2 separate regions of the Homo sapiens genome follow, and region 1 is linked to region 2. A link is a loop called in an ENCODE intact Hi-C map of the cell type or tissue named here. Cell type or tissue: Caco-2. All regions are shown on one strand. Each heading gives the region's core, and the rest is flanking DNA. Links, peaks and the distances in the headings are about the cores only. Region 1 has its middle 10 kb from the start of AMOTL1. Region 2 overlaps PIWIL4-AS1 (PIWIL4 antisense RNA 1).

Evidence for each region. Peaks named below come from ENCODE experiments on the same cell type or tissue, not always from the same donor. Only the 100,000 strongest peaks of a DNase experiment are listed, where the experiment ranks them.
Region 1: a loop joins it to region 2, with 4 times the contacts of the local background. A loop is called at or near these places in 7 of 110 quality-filtered maps.

What each region holds. Positions count from the first base shown.
Region 1 is chr11:94,753,975-94,762,736 of GRCh38, forward strand. It overlaps a transcript of AMOTL1 not described here. Among named protein-coding and RNA genes, the nearest start is that of AMOTL1, 10 kb to the right of the region's middle. In Caco-2, for the core only: a CTCF peak has its summit at 8,395 (motif pointing left); a DNase peak (open chromatin) is centred at 8,407.
Region 2 is chr11:94,702,898-94,711,659 of GRCh38, forward strand. The region is part of intron 1 of PIWIL4-AS1 (PIWIL4 antisense RNA 1); the gene reads right to left. It also overlaps a transcript of AMOTL1 not described here. Among named protein-coding and RNA genes, the nearest start is that of PIWIL4-AS1, 33 kb to the right of the region's middle. RefSeq lists an enhancer at 3,087-4,286. In Caco-2, for the core only: no CTCF peak of the experiment used is centred there; a DNase peak (open chromatin) is centred at 4,214.

The DNA of each region.
Region 1 (8,762 bases), core at 567-8,566, 51 kb after region 2:
TTCAGGCCAGTGGGCACTGATGGGCTGCATGACCTTGGGCAAGTGATCTAACCCCTGTGGACTTCAGTTTCCTCATCTGTGATATGGGAAGGCAAATATCTACTTCATAGGGTTATTGGAAGGGGTTAAGTGAGATAATATATGTAGAGTGCCCAGCACATATTTGGCACTCTATGAGCAATTTCAATTATTGTTGTTATTATATGGTGACTGCAAGGGGGACATGGGACCCCAGAGAAGAGGAACCCGACTCAGTCATGGAGGTCAAGGAGAGGCCAGGCTGGCTTTCCAGATGAGATCCATCCATCACAGTGTGACCCGAACGGCATCATGTATGCCTCAGAACAGCTGGCGGCAGCCATTGTGAGCTCTTCCTCTGGGGTCCCTGTGACCAAATGCTGAATAATAAAGTGCAGAAGAATGAAGCTGAATCTTCTCTCCCATACAAACCCAGATTTAGCATGGGAACGCTCCGAAGTGGGACTGTAACCTTGTTATCTCCTTCCTCAAATGCTGTCCACACCCTCATGCCTCACAGTGTCTGTTTTGCTTACTCTTAAGAGGTCCTTAAATTTGGCTCAGTAGTATTCAGTGGGACAAAGCTGTTACACCATGCTCACTTGCATTTCACTCCTTTTTCCATCCTTATCAGTATTGCTTTTTACTACTATCAGCTTCTTATAGCTGACATTCCACACTGTTTACCAAATGAGAGACTAAGGGCTCCACTAAAGGAATTTTAGGGATATAACCTAGTGTAGGTAGGTTGGTATTTGCCAGACTTAGGAAATAAAACACAGGAGACCCAGTCAAATTTGAATTTCAGATAAACAGTGAATATTTTTTTTAGTATAAGTATGTCCACTACAATATTTTGGACACATAATACTAAAATATTTTGTTGTTTATCTTCAGATAAACAGATAATTTGAATTCAGATCCAACTGGTGTTTCATCTGGCAGCCCTAGGTGTGGGAGCAACATCTGGGGATGCTCTGCTCTTTGCATTGGATTTTGGCTTGCTCTTAGTAGGTGTGATAAATGGTGACTCAGTTCCATGTCACCAGGTATTCAGTTGCCACTTGACTCCATTTAGGTGCTTACATCGATGAGACTTGATTGCTGCTATGCATATTATTTTATCACCTCAGTTAGAAAATGGATGCTTGAAATTAACCCTTCCTACAGTAGAAATCCTGAACAACTTCAGGGATTTGATGCGTGCTTCACTGTGCTCAATATATAAACACAGAAGACTGCCTACTCCTGGACTGGTTATATGGCTTCTGGGGTCTGAATGTTAAGGTTTTGATTTTCTTCCATTCTTTCTTTTAGCAGAAGCTCATGTCTGATCGACTCCATTTTGGAGAGTCAGAGCATCTTAGTGTCCTCATAGGAGGGAATACCCAATGCCGTCCTCCTTAATGCACCATCACTCAGCCTCTGCTAGAACATCTTCTGAGCAGGTGTTGTATGAGTGGGGGAGGAGCTCCTGCTTCCTGAGAAAACCTGGTCTATTGTTACACAGTGATCATTATTATAACGATTTCTTTATAGAGAGCTGAAACCTGACTTACTGTTTCTTACACACAGTTGTCCATGTTTTGCCTTCTAGAGCTTTCCAACATTTATTTTACTGAAATGGGAGGAGTTCCCATATCCCCGTCACAGGGCCTGCGACAGGGGCGTGGCTCGCTTCTTCAGTGCCTCGCTGCTCAAACTCCTAGAGGCCGCATGCAGACAGGCAGGTTGTGGGGAGCGTTTTTGGGCTCCAAGCCCACGGCAGCATCTAGGGTTGACTGTTTACAGCTCCCGAAGCCCCAGTGGGTGTGTGTTACAGTGTGCTCTTTCAGTTTTGCTGTCTGCAGGCCGCTTGTGTTCATCAGCTCAGTTAGACCCTCTGCCTTATCCCAAGGACAGAGGGCTTTCTGTATCCTGAGTTCTTGCCCTATTGTACCAGAAAAATTGGATCACACGTGGGCTTGGAGGATGGGTGCAAGGTTTTATTGAGTGGTGGAGGTAGCTCTGAATGAGGTGGACGGGAAACCAGAAAGGGGATGGAGTTGGAATGTGACCTTCCGCTGGAGTCAGGCTGCTCAGCAGCCAGACTCTCCTCTGACTGCCCCCAACCAAATTCCGCTGTCGATGGCCTGCAGTGTTGGATGGTGTCTGGTGGTGTGCTCTTCTGCTCCTCTCAACGTCCAGCCGCTTGTGTCTGTGCCCGCTAGGGTCTCGGGTTTTTATGGGCACAGGATGGGGGGCGTGGCAGGCCAAAAGCAGCTTTTTGGGTGCAAAAACAGAAATGCCTGTCCTCATTTAGGTTTGTGGGCACAGGCCCGAGGATGGAGCCCTTGCCAGGGACCCCGCCCTTCTCTACCCAGCACTTCCCTGCCCTCCTCCTGTATCATTATTATGACCCAACATAAGGATATATTTTATGTTTAGACCCACAAACACAAATACAAATATAAATATAATTAAACAGAATTTCATGGAATAGCTATTACTCTTATTCGGCTGCATCTGGTATTTCCTATTATATTCTATTTCATTTATTTAAAATGCGGGTCAGGACCCCGTTAAACTGATTTCATGACCCACAATTGGGTGACCAACTACTGTTTGAAAAACATTATTGCTATATAGTGTTACAGAGCAAATACAGAATAAGTCTATTCCTCATTTCTTTCTAAAAGATTTTGAAATATTTGAAGGTTGTCATTATTATTATGTCTTAATCTTCTCTTTTCTACACTAGATATGGCCGAGTTTCCCCATCCACTCCCATCCTGCTCAACACCTTCTGAGTGCTTTCTAGCTGAGAAACATTTCACTTAAAATTTGGCACTGAGACATGAGCACATCACCTCACATATAACTTGGCCAATACGTGGCATTGTGGGACCATTAGACCTCTTGATTTCAACTCCCCTGCCTGAGTTTATATCAATCAGTTAATTAATATTCATTTGGGTATAGTTATAATTACTAATTTACCTAAAATACCTAACCTAGCCCATTTTTTTTTTTCTGTTTTGTCTATTTTGGTATCTTGAAATATTTTTCCTATTTGTTGGGGTGGGGGGATGGGGAGCTCAAATCAAGATGATAATTATTCATGTTTCCTGGATCTGCCCAAAACTCAGGAAATATAAACAAAAAGAAACTATGTGTCTAGCACAGTCTAGCACAGCAATAATTAAAACTCCACGAAAATGACCATATTTGGTAAGAAAATGGCTAACAGGTTAATAATAGTTAATATTTCTAGAACACCTGCTGCAAGTTAAGCACTGGACTAAGAGCTTTACATGTAATTTACTCATGAATTTCTCACAGTCCTGTGAGGTGGATACTATTGTAACCACCGCTTATGAAATGAGGAAAAACGGCTTTACAGAAGTTAAGTCGTTCAGCCAATATCATAGGACTACTAAGTGGCAGAGGAGGGGTGATTCCAGGCCCATCTGGCTGCTAAGTCTGTGTTTTAAAATCTGTAACTGCTTCCCACAGAGAGGAAACCACCTCTGGTGGTTTAAAAAGAGAGAGTGCCTGTAACATGCTGAGAATAATGCTTACATGGAGGCTTAATAAATAGATCTTACTGTCTCCTATAAGAAAAGGGAACAGCTTAGTAGCAAATTCAGGCCACTAAGAGTCCCCAGGAGTCTGTGAAAACTGTCTAGATTCATCACTAACCACAATGGGGCAGGCCTCAGAGTGCTTTCCAGTCGGGAAGTAAGGTCTGGAGTCAAGAAACATCTTTCTTGTACCCATGAGATGGGAGGCAACATAAAATAGTAGTTAAGAGCAAGAGCTTCTCACACCTGTAATCCCAGCACTTTGGTAGGCTGAGGCAGATGGATCACCTGAGGTCAGGAGTTCAAGACCAGCCTGACCAACATGGTGAAACCCCGTCTCTACCAAAAATACAAAAATTAGCTGAGCATGGTGGCGCATGCCTGCAATCCCAGCTACTTGGAAGGATAAGACAGGAGAATAACTTGAACCAGGGAGGCAGAAGTTGCAGTGAGCCAAGACTGTGCCATTGCACTCCAGCCTGGGCAATAGAGTGAGACTCCATCTCAAAAAAACAAAAAAGGCAAGAGTTCTGCAAAAACAGACTTGAATCTTGGCTCTGTTAATTTCATTTAATTAATTTCAAATTAATTTCAGGGTTTTTTGAGGCTTTTGACACAGTTATTAGCTAAAAAATCAAATGTTCAAAGATATGGAGCAGTGCCTAATGTCTGGAGAGCAGCACTACCATTTATTATTTCATTTATAGTTGGGAAAGTTTTTGATGGTACTAACAGATCAAAGTGGTGGCAGGAGGTTTTGGAACGGCTGGTTTAAATGGCTTCAGGAGACTTCAGTGTTTTGTTTAGCTACATGATTGAATGCGTAATAAATGCTTTGTGCTTTTGACTATCAATGCCTAGAGAAAGTGCATCAGTGAAGAGATGCAGGACGTTCAACTGATTGGCAAAAAGCAAGCTTTAGCTTGTCTTACAGGATGCTTAGTTTGCCAGTACACTTCAGACCAATGGGATAGTCATAGATGGCGTGACAGTGTTTAAAGGCAACAAAAGGCTACATCTCCATGTGGCCAGCACTGTCATGAGCCTCACTAAGCTATTTTGAAGATTTTTAAGCAATGATAAATTAAAAAGAAATTATACCCCACCTAAAGTAGTACATAAAGTATAGCAGGATTTCCGTATACTCTGCAATCAGTTCTTTGAAAGAAAAGTCAAAAAGTAGAGAATACAAGAAATTTTTGGGATATAATTTGAATGACTGTGAAAACATGACCTTTGATACTGAACTCATTTGCTCACTCCTTAACTTGACAGCAAAGCCCAGTATGTACAACTGTGTTGACTGTGGGTGGTCTCCAAGGCCACGCTGCTCTCTGAATTGATTTTGAGTTTTGTTTGTAAGATGATCACAGTCATGTTACACTGACCTGAAGGGCATATATATACATAACACTTTAAAAAAAACACTCTGCCTCATTCTTATTTCAAGATGAATTTCTATACGGATTAGATATGTTTTTTTCTGAAGATCATATCAATTAGACATTTTGAAAATGACTTAAAATGTTTTCCTTAATGTTCTCAGAAAACAAGTTTCTTTTGTAGTTTTAACCAAAAAAGTGCCCTTTTTGTCACTGGATTCACCTAGCATTCATAATTTTTTTTTCATACAATGAATTAAAATTTGCTAAAATCATGGACTGGCTTTCTGGTTGGATTTCAGGTGAGATGTGTTTAAGGCCAGAGCTTTTCTCAATATTTGATTTTTTTCCTCAATATTTGATTTTTTAAAAATATACACATAGGTGCTGCATTTATATCTGCTGGTTTAAATTCTGTCATATTTCACTTCTAGACTTTTAGTATGGCAAATCATATTTTACTTTTACTTAAGCATTTGTAGTTTGGAGTATCTGGTACTAGCTAAGAAATAATTCTATAGTTGAGTTTTCTGCTCACCATATATGGATCATTCCTCATCTATAATGTGCCCCAAATGCAGCTTCATTTTCCAGATACCTTGACGCAGAGTGAAGTTTTTCATCTTTTAGGTGCAAAAAAAAAAAAAAAAAGGGCAAGAGCTCTGCAAAAACCAGACTTGAATCTTGAATCTTGGCTCTGTCACTTATTAGCCATGTGATCTCAGGTAATTCACAGGACCTCGCCTAGCCTCCAGTCCACATGGGTAACACATGGGTAATAATATCTGCCATACTGATGGAATGAGATAATGAATGAAATCATCTGGTTCAGAGGAGACACTCCATATGTGCCAGTTCAACATAGAAAACTGGATTATGATCTTTCTTCTTGTACAATATCATGTGCCTGTTTCCTTATTTAGGTTGAAATTCTGAATGCATAGAAATATAGGCCCTCAAATATCCTAAACCAGTGGTTCTCAAAGTGTGGTCCATGGACAAGCAGCATCAGCACAATCAGATAATTTGTTGCCAATGCAAATTCTTGGGCCCCATCCAGGCCTACCAAATCAGAAACTCTGGAGCGGGGCCCTGCAATCTGTGTTTTAGCAAGCCCTTCAGGTGATACTGATACAGCTAAAGTTTAAGAACTACTGCCCTAATGGCACTGAAGATTCTGAGTCTTCTCCTGTTTTCAACAGGACTCAGTTAAAGCTCTAAAGAGGCTGCATCTTTTGGGTAGATATTGTAATCAAATACATAGACTGTGGAGTTTACTTTCAGGTTGTTTCCATTTAATCTTTTTATTGTTGTTTATCCCAAACTGGCCATTTTCTGATTTCTCTTTCTCTCCTCTATTTAATTTGAAACCCCTATTGTATATACCTTACATCACATAGGTTGAATAGAAAGGGGCCATTCCCAGACACCCAGGTAAAGGAGACAAGTAACATTCCTAAAGAGCTTTCCTGGGCCATCCCTGCATCCTCAGCACAGGGTACCTGCAGGGACTATACTTCCTTTGCCTCCTTTAAGTTCCTGGAACTTTCTGAGAATTTTTCTGCCACAAGATCTTTGCACATGATATTGGCTTGGCCTGGAATGCTCTTCCTGCCTCCTTTATGTGGCCAAACCTTCCTGTCTTTTAGGTCTTTACTTACATATCTCCTTGGAGAAGGCTTCCCCTTTCATCCTCTCTAAATGACCACTTTCTCCCTAATTGTTAACCCCTCTGTTATTGCAGTCCTAGTCTGCTCCTTTTTTTCATTGCACATAGGCTAGTTTGTAATTGTAGACTTCTTTATATGTTTTAGTAAGACAAAGCCCATACCAGGGTATTTGAGCATCTAGCAGAGTATGTGGATTATCAATGTAATCAATAATTTTTTTTGATGGTTTTGGGGGAACAGGGTGTCATTCTGTCATCCAGGCTGGAGTGCAATGGTGCCATCCTAGCTCACTGTAACCTCAAACTCCACCACACCTGGTCAATTTTTTATTTTTATTTTTATTTTTTGTAGGGACAGGGTCTGACTGTGTTGCTCAGGCTGGTCTTGAACTCCTGGTGTCAAGCGATCTTCCCGTCTTGGCCTCCCAAAGTGCTGGGATTACAGGAATAAGTCAATGTGCTCGGCCAATATTTCTGAATGAATGAATGAACCATTATAGTTCTCACATACTTTGCCTTCTTTCAAACTTTATTGTCCTTTCAGTTAATCCTCTGTTTAGGACTTAATTTTTTTCTTTTTTCTTTTCTTTTTTTTTTTTTTAGACAGAGTCTTGCTCTGTTACCCAGGCTGGAGTGCAGTGGCGTGATCTCGGCTCACTGCAACCTCCGCCTCCCAGGTTTAAGTGATTTTCCTGCCTCCGTCTCCTGAGTAGCTTGGATTACAGGCACCTGCCACCATGCCTGGCTAATTTTTGTATTTTTAGTAGAGACAGGGTTTCACCATGTTGGCCAGGCTGGTCTCCAACTCATGACCTCAAGTGATCCGCACCCCCTGGCCTCCCAAAGTGCTGGGATTACAGGCATGAGCGACTGCGCCTGGCCCAGGACTTTATTTTTTCTAGTTATTTCTAATTTTTTTCTAGTTATTTTTAATTATTCCTCTCTCTCTCCCAATCCATACTTTGGACTTTTCTGAAGACTTGTACCTAGCATGATACTGGCTCTATGGCTGAGATGCAATAAATGCTTTCTGATTTCTTGATCAATAACTTATAGAACATTTAAGACATGAATTTTAACTTCTTCCCTCACTTTGAGTTTATGCTGTAAAACAAATTTTTCTCCTGAATGGAACCATCTAGAGTGTCTGGAGCCATTAGGAATGGTGAGAATTTCCCCACTTCTCTGTCTTTCCTTGGCTTTTAAAAAGGTGTAAGACCTGTTGGTCTGTAGTGCATATTCTGGAGAGAGAAGAACTAAAATTGCTGAACAGGTTGTGGAGGGGTCATTTCTCTCACTGTTCTTTCTATGAACTGAAAATATATGTTTTCAGTATAAACATCCAATAATTACTTTCAAAATGGGGATTACAAGGGTTCTTTAGGGTGAACATTCTGAACTTCAGCTATTGTGAAACTCCTTATTTTTAATAGTGGCTTTATGTTGTTTTAGAAACTCAGTATGATTCCAGTTTTAGAAACAAAAATGTGTCTATATCATCACTGGAAATCAGAGAGGAAAACATGATTAGTTTTTTTGCTCATGAAAAGAGGAAAGGGAAGCAATCATAATAGAATGATATATTATAGGGTGGATGGAACTGAAGCTGCTATTAGTATGCAATTAGATTCACCCAGTATCTCAATGGAATGATCAATATGATTAGAAGCTTGGGAGCTTCTTTTAAAGTGGGTAACATCAATTAATCAACTAACTCAGTGGTTCTCAATCAGAGGCAATTTTGCCCCCTAGGGGACATTTGGCAATGTCTGGAGACAGTTTTTGTTTTCATAAATGAAGGTAGAGGGGGTGGTTGCCACTGGCATCTAGTGGGTAGAGGCCATCCCTACAATGCACTGGGCAGTCTCTCACAACAAAGAATCATCAGCCCCAAATGTCAGAGGGCCAGGGTTGAGAAACCCTGCAATAACATCAGCCAAAAAAGTATTATGAGTTTTCAGTACTCCCAAGGTTTCCGTAGTAGTAGTAGCAAATAATGTTTAGAATAACTGTCATGTATCGAATATCTACTCCATGTCGGAATCTTTATATTTACAGCTGGTCTGTCTCAGTCCGGGTCTGACACCAGTTTGTTTGGGGCCAACGTCTCTACTCTTCTTCCTTACCCCA
Region 2 (8,762 bases), core at 481-8,480:
ACCCTAAAGCTATAGTAATCAAGAGAGTCTGCAACTGGTATAAGGATCAACAAACAGACTGATGGAAAGAATAAGGAACCCAGAAATAAAAATAGACACATGCTTATACATTTATTTTATTTTCAACAAAGGTGCCAAAGTGACCTAATTGGGAAAGGAAGTCTTTTCAACAAATGGTGTTGAAATAACTACATTTTATATGGAAACAAATTAACCTTGCTTTAACTTATGCCGTCCACAAAAATTAATTTGTGATGGACCATAGACCTAAATATAAAAGCTAAAATTTAAAAAACTTCCAGAAGAAAATGTAGGAAAATATCTGTATGACTTTGAGTGAGGTAAAAACTAAAAAAGCAAAAATATTATGTTAGATAATAAAAATTTAAAGAAATGAAAAGAAGCACAGAAACATCATTAAGAAAATGTATAGACAAACCACAGGACAGAAGAAAATATTTGCAAAACTTACCTTAAAAAGTATTGGTATCTGGCTGGGCATGGTGGCTCATGCTTATAATCCCCACACTTTGGGAGGCCAAGGTAGCTGGATTGCTTGAGCTCAGGAACTCAAGATTAACCTGGGCAATATAGCAAAACCCTGCCTCTACTAAAAATACAAAAACTAGCTGGGTGTGGTTGCATGCACCAGTAGTCCTAGCTACTCAGGAGGCTGAGGTGAGAGGATCACTTGAGCCTGGGAGGTCAAGGCTGCAGTAAGCCATGATCAAGCCACTTCACTCCTACTTGGGCAACAGAGTGAGACCCTATCTCAAAAAAATAAAAAAGTATTGGTGTCCATGATATGCTAAGAACATCTAAAACAATAATAAAACAATTTAAAAATTTTTTAAATGGTCAAAAATTTTGGACACTTCACAAAAGGTAATAAGTGAATGGTCAATAAACACATGAAAAACATGAAATATCTTTAGTCATCAAGGAAATGCAAATTAGAACCACAATGAGATACCATTCCACATCTACCAGTGTGGCTAAAATTAAAGGCTGACAACACGAAATTTTGGTGAGGACATGAAGCAATTAAAGCTTTCATACATTGGTGGTGGGAGAGGAAAATTACATAAGAATGTTGGAAAAGATCTTGCAATTTTGTATAAAATTGCATATAGCTACCCTAAGAACCAACAATTTCACTCTTACGTATTTACTCAAAGGATCTGAAAACAAATGTTCACAGGGACATGTGCAAAAATGTTCACATTAGCTTCATTCCTAATAGCCCTAAGCTGGAAGCCCAGGTATCCATTACTAGAATACTGGCATATTCATAGAGTAAAATACTATTCAGCAATGAAAAGAAACCAACTTCTGATACAAGCAACAACATGGATGAATGAACCCCCAAAACATGCTGAGTGCACACAAATTTGCATAAAAGAATACAATTTGTATGGTTCCATTAATATAAAATACTAAAACAGGCAAAACTAATCTGGTGAAAATCATCAGAAGATTGGTTATCTCTTGGGATGTGAGATAGGGGTTTGCTAGGAAGGGACATAAAGAAACTTTCCAGAGTGATGGTTATGTTCTGTATCTTGGTAGGAGTTTGGATTGCACAGGTGTATGTGTCTAGAGGAACTTGGAAATGATACACTTAAGATCTGTGCATTGCACTGTATACAGATTTTATCTGAATAGAAACAAAGAAATTGTAAATAAATATTGAACTCTGGCTAATAATATTGAAGTATTTGGGGGGAATATACTAATGTCTGAAACTTATTTTGAAAGACAATAACAAAAATAATTAAATGAGTTGCTGGATGGATAGAGAAATGAGCAGAGAATCAACATGGGATAAAACTAACGTGGCAAAATGTTAATTGAAGAAACCCGGTGGTAAGTATATAGGTGTTCACTGTACAATTATTCTGACTTTTCTCTAAGTTTGAAAATTTTAATAGGCTTTTGAGAACAAAAAAAAATTGAAGACAATTGGCAGATTACCCATTGGGTTGAGTCCTGGCCTTAGGAAAAGACATGAGAGTCTAGCTCATAGGCAAAGGAGGCTCCTGGGGAGGAAAGGAGGCTCCTGAGTCCAGCAATTGGCCTTCTTTGCTCCATTCTAACTTTGGCAATGAACCTAGAGGCTGAGACAAAGCAAATAACCAAGTTCTTTTTCGTTCTACAAGACCCACTGGCTCATGCTCTCTCCAAATGCCTCACCAACAAGATGGTGACTTTAAGCATTCTCAGCAGATCTATTCTAGAGACCTGGAATGGAAAAGGACTGACACCATTCACTCTCCTTCTGCTGAGCACCTACTGTATGGTACTCTCTTTGCTAGGTTTCAAGGACATTATGATGAACCAAATAAAAATGACTCCTGCCTTCATTGTTCTTACCATTGATGAAACGCTGCCCGTCTTCTACTCCTATCATTATTCACACCCCAAACAAAAGATTTGCAAGTTCCCTTTGTAAGCCACTTTGACATGTCTTAAATCTGTGATTTCGAAAATCTCTAATGTTGGATCTGAATACCTCTATCTAAATAAAAAGTGCATTTTTTCTTGTTTTAGCCTCTTTGGAGTGAAACTTGACACAGGAAAATCTCAAAGCCTCAAAATAGCTGAGCAAGAAATTAGATAGAAGCCTAATGACCCAGAGTCACCTTATACTCTCCTGAAATAGAAGCCTGGGAGAAAGGGCAGCTGGCTGCTGAGCTCAACCCTCTGCCCCACTTCCAACAGAGATCACACTCATTACCATTCCTTTCCCTAGCACCCCAGCCAGAACTCTTGTCCAAAGTTTAGACCAAGGACTTGGCATCAAGAGTAGGTGATTGGCCCACTGGGTAGCTTGAAATGACCTTGAATCCCATGTTACAAATCTAATTCCTCCAGCCTCACCTTTAACATACAGAAGAAAAAAAATCCTGTCTCTTTCTCCAAATCCTTCTGTTTAGAACGCAGGCATGTTTTGAACTGATATGTTAATATTACAAATGACCCCATATTGAATGAGTGGCATTATGTTCAACAAAAAGAAAATAAAAATTGGTTGCATTTTTGAGAAAGGCTGTCACACTTTTTCCTGTAGCAACTAACCTCCTTTTCTTAACTGAATATTTTTCCCTTTGCAAAGTCCAGTCACCTGTTTGTCACCTTTGCTTACAGATTCATAGCTCTGAAAATTTCTTAGCAATTTGGTCATTTCCAGCTTCTTACAGCCCCTCCTCCTGGCTGAAATACCTTCGCTTCTTCTTCCTCCCTGCTTCCACTTCCCCAGTAATTTTCACCTCTCAGAAAGTCTAAATATCTATTTTCCTTCCCTAGAGTACTGTTTTTCAGAGTTGGATTTGGGGGAGATAATGACATGACTCAAGGAAATAAGTGCATAATTTTTCTTTCTCTGGTGCCAGTTAAGGCAATTGGTGCCTTAGGATTTTCTGAAGCTCTTTGAAAACAACAGGGTTAGTCAGATTCCAGCGATTTACCTTCTGAAGGCTGAGCATGTCTGGGCAATGGCTGCATAATTTGGATGGAGTCATCACTGATGAAGCAGAGTTGGCTCAGCCAGGCAGCACTCGTTGCTCTTTTTAAACTCCACGGCACCAGGGATGAAGTCACCTTTCTTCTTTTAAAACGAACACATTTGCTCTGTGAGTCCCTGTCACTTCTGTTAGAACTTAGTATTTTTTCCACTGCCGGTCACCAGGACTTCTCACAGGTAAGAAAATTCTTATTTAGTGGGTTTCACTCTAGGGAACCTTAACACGAGGGGGGGATTTTGGAAGGCATCTATGGGCAGAGTTGGAATTAGATCAAGAAATACTCCATTGGGTGGGGAGGGTGGCTGTTTCCATGGCAGCCGGTCCCCACCTGGTGGGGTGGCAGACCATGGCTAGGCGAAGTCAGCTTTGAGCTGCAGTGGTGGGCTCTCACAGTGGGTGTAGGAATCTAATCGGGGCTTGGTATTAGGTGCCTATTCTAAGAGCTGTATAATGAGCATGTTAGTGAAGCAACTGTAAGTGGACTCCTTTGGGCTAGGGCCATCCATACCTCCTTTGCCTTCCTACTGATTGGGTAGACTCTTAGAGAGCTGATTCTTATAAAATATGTGCAGAAAAGCAGCTCTCTGGAGAGCCTTGATTTGCTGTTTCGCTGGTGTGAATGCTTCCCTTCTTTCTCAGGAGTGTAGCAGGAAAAAAAGGGGCCCAGGATGCCTGTTCTGACATGCAGGTACCTTGTTCAAACAATGGCTGTGCTGCCGCATGCAGGGCAGAAGTGTACAAACATATCTTAGTGCCTGACCCTATGAGTTCTTCCAAGAAAATATACATGAGGTCTCTCTCTCTCTCTCTCTCTCTCTCTCTCTCTCTCTGTGTGTGTGTGTGTGTGTGTGTGTGTGTGTGTGAAGGCAGACCCTGTGCTCCTAGAGACCACTGAAATCTCCCTGCAACACTTCCTATGAGTTATATGAGTCTCTGTCACTGATTGAATCATACAACTCTTATCAGCTTTGGAAGGCTCAATAAAGACATCTTGTTTATGACAGAGGTGCCTACAGGATGATAAACGGCTTTTGGAAAGAAAGTTGAACCACTGTCAAATGAAAATGTTGAGAATTGCAGAGCCCTTTATTTCTTGGCACAGAACCCTGCCACATATAGTATTTGGCACAATCATCTATAACCTATACAGGGAGCAAAGACTCATTTAGATAAGAGATGTTTGCTTTGTTTTAAATGCAATTGCATACTGGCTGCCAGTGCCTGGTTATACATTCACCTCAGACTAGACCATATCCAGAATTCATCCTCACCTGAAATCTGCTCCCCCTTCTGTGTCCCCTAGGTCTGTGAAAAGTTCCTGGTGGTAGATTTCTGGATTTCACCCTAAACACCCCTCCAAACTTCCTCACATTTTCACATCTGATTTGGGAACACATTCAGCAGATTCGAACTCCATATTATTTCTCAAATCCATCCATTTCTCCCCACCTCCACAGATATTACCCTAGTTTAAAGCCGTTATCAATTTTTTCTAGGAATACAGAAACCTCACATCTGGGCCTCCTCTCTCCAGTCTTACCTCCCAGCAGCATCCAGAATGATGGTTCTAAAATAATTGATCAGCACCTGCACAATCCAATCAATCACTAGTCTGTTGAGTCAGTCTTCTTAATATCTCTCCAAATGGTTTACATCTCTCTACCCCACCACTACTACCTTGGTCTAACCCATCAACACGCTTTGCCTGAGTTATTGCATTATCCCCTTAGCTCGTCCCCCCTGCTACCAGGCTCACTCCACTCCTAGTATAAGACGCTCTAAGCTTCTTGTTTTACTAAGCTTTCTAAGGACATTTTTACCAGAGAAGAACTTGAAATGCTTATTACTCTATTTGGAGTTTAGAAGCATTAGCATTTTTATGACTCTTGTAGGTGCTTTAAGGAGAGAGGCCAGAATGCGAGAGGATAGGGAATGTAGAAAGCAGTGGGAAGGCAGCCTGAAGAATGCGTAAGCCTCAGACCTTGGAACCATGTGGGTCTTCATTTGAATCCCAGCTTCTCCACCTCCCGGTATGGCTTGGACCAAATGTCTAAACCTTCTTGAGGCTCATTTCCCTCAACTGTGAAATGGAAACAATACCTGCTTCATTAGGTAAATAGAAGAGTTAAATGAGAACATTTATGGAAGGCTCTAAAACATAGCAATTAAAAAATTTTAGTACCGCTCCTTCTTTCCTTCACTTTTAAGGGTTATAATCTCTAACCACCACCTATGTTGTAAGTATTCATGTGTATGTGTTTAAAACTATCTGTAGTTGGCATGGTAGGAAGGAGGAGTGGCAAAGAAATACATGCGAACTCTCTTAAGAAACTTGCAGTTTACTTAAGGAAATAAAGCCAACCTAAACAGCACATCTATAAACGTCTATAAAGCAAGCAATCTGTGATTGTAATGTGTGTAGTACTACCAATTGAGTACAGGAAACCAGTACAGTTAACCAGGAAAGGCCTGAGTAAACAGGTCTGCAAATACCTGCGGACAGAGTGTAAATAGATCTATATCAAGCAGTTTTAGAGTTAGGCTACTCAGAGATTTAAAAATCGTTGGTTGAAGTAAAAGTTTCTAAAAGGACTTGTGCATTTAGAGTGGCTTAAGGATGTGCAGATCAGTGTTTAAAATGACTACACACTCATTCATTAATCAAGCATTTATTGAGTGCCTACTCTGTGCCAGCTCCTAGACTGTACAAATTCTTTGCTACTCTTCCCACAGGAGTTTAATGCTAATTCTCCACCTCTTAAATATAGGCTAGCCTTAGAGACTTGGTTGACCAATAGAAAGAGAAGAAGGCAACATTCTGGGACAACCATTGCTAGGTTCTATGAAGGTTTACATCTTCCTTCTGGGTTTCTTGTCTCAGTTACTTTGGCAGAAGCCAACTACCATGTAGAGTCATGTGCTAGTAAACTGGCTCTCTGGAGAAAAAAAAAAGTTCCTTAATTTGCAGTGTTTGCCAATTTTCATGGTGTAAATACTCCCACCATGGCTTCCAAAATGATAGCACTGAACACAGGTTTGGGAGGAGATATGCAGAATCAGCTCTTATAAGCCAATACAAGCTGGCCCAAGCCCATGACTGCCAATTACTCTGAGACCAGCATACTGTGAGAAAGTCCAAGTTGGCCACATGGAGAGGCTACAAGGATTGAATCCCAACCAGTCCTCAGATTTTCCAGCCATTCAAACTTAGCCTTCAGACATGTAAGGAAAGAAACTTTTAAATAACTCCAGCCCCCACCACTATCTGACTGCAACTATATGAGAGACCCTGAATAAGAACCACTCAGCTCAGCCCACTCAGCCCATAGAACATTGAGAGATAATAACAATGTATATTAACTAAGTTTGGGGGTGGTTTTTATGTAGCATTAGATAATGGGAACAAGGTAGTAACCTTGTTTACTCTGAAGCCGGCTGAGATCAAGCCCCTGAGATGGTGTCAGAAATAGAAGAATCCAACCAGGTAGTTCTTTGTCCTTGCATATTTCCTGGCCTTATACCACTAACTCAAATGTTTTAGTTAAAAAGACTCGAGAAAGAGACTCATTTACTAACTCGTTTTACCGTTATAATAAAATCAGGGAAAAAACATTTCTCACACTCACACATACACTCTTCTCTCATCATCTGCCTCCATACCTACCCACCCAACTCTCCTCATACAAGGCTCTGCTGAAGATCTGCCTTGCCTGCTATATTGGCTGTGCCCAATCCTCCACATGGAATTTGTTAGGGGAAGGAGGTAGAGCAGAGACAATATGAAGTCAGGGAACTGCCCAGAGGTGCCACCTGAGGCCTGGTGGAAAGCACCTGAAGCCATGAGAAAAGAGTAGCAAAGAGGAGGGTTTTAAACAGGCTTTGGTGAAGACACATAGACTATTGGTTAAAAGTATGAATTTTGAAGTCAGATGACCCGGGTTCCTATCAGGACTCTGACATTTTCTAGTTGCTGACCTTGGGAAAGTATCTAGACATGTCTTCTCAGTTTCTTCTTCTTTAAAATCTGGATAGTAATGCCATCTCACAAGGTTCGTGTGGCGATTATATTTGTAGATGATATTTGTGGAGTGCTTAGCACAGTGCCTAATACATCTGTGTTACGTAAATGAATAACAGCTAACAGTGGCAGTAGTGACAGCGTTGGAGCAGTACTAATGATACTTTGTTGCAAGTCCCAAAGCCACAGGCTCCCTGGCAAACCCAGAGCTTCAGTTGGTCATCACTCTACAGGTGCTCAAGATAAGTGTTCAATAAATACTTATATCACACTGAATATTTACATTCTGAATATCTCTTCTACTGCCATTTTTTGTCCCTCTTTTTGCTCCTAAATGCATTTCCAAAGGCTTAAAAACAACCTCTGCATCCCATCCTCTGTATCTAAAATAATATGAATTGGGACCATGTTTTCTCATTTCTTGTGAGTCCTGTTCTTACCTTCCACTCTGTAGCAGGTAGTTGAATAGTTCAGTGCTCAATATATTATAACTATTTATTACTATTTTTAAAGTTGTGTTTAAGGAGAAACTGAAGTTAGATGACTTCTACGGGGATCCAAAGCCCAAGGTACTCCAAACATTTTAGGTTTACCAGTATACAGATAGATGCTACCACTTTGGTAGGTCAGGGTGAAGGATAAAATCACTCTTGAGAGCCAAATGTGAATATTAAGTTTTCTTGAGTTATTCAGACCTTGTGAATACAAAATTTTAATCTGTGTAATTTTAATATATGAATTGATGTTTGACAGATCCATCTCATTAAATTTATGGTTGATCTAGTTGTGGATTTTGTAAACAAAGAATCATGCAAACACTCTGGCTGTTAAAGAATAGCTGGCTTGTATATTTTTAAAAAACATTATGAAATATTTATAGATTCATGAGTCTATGAGTGCCCCCCTTCACCCAGCCTTCGCCACTGTTAACATTTACATACCTATAGTACAATATCAAAACCAGGTAATTGACATTGGTACGATCCACAGACCTTATCAGATTTTATCAGCTATGCATGTACTCATTGTGTGTGTGTGTGTTTGTGTGTGTGATTGTATACAGTTTTTGTCACATTAGCTTCATGTAACTATTGCCACAATCAAAATATCACTAACCATATCATCACTGCAAGGCTTCTTTATACTTCCCTTTTAAAGCCATGGTCCCATCCCTAACCCTTTGAGACTACTAATCTGTTGTCCATTTATATAATTTTATT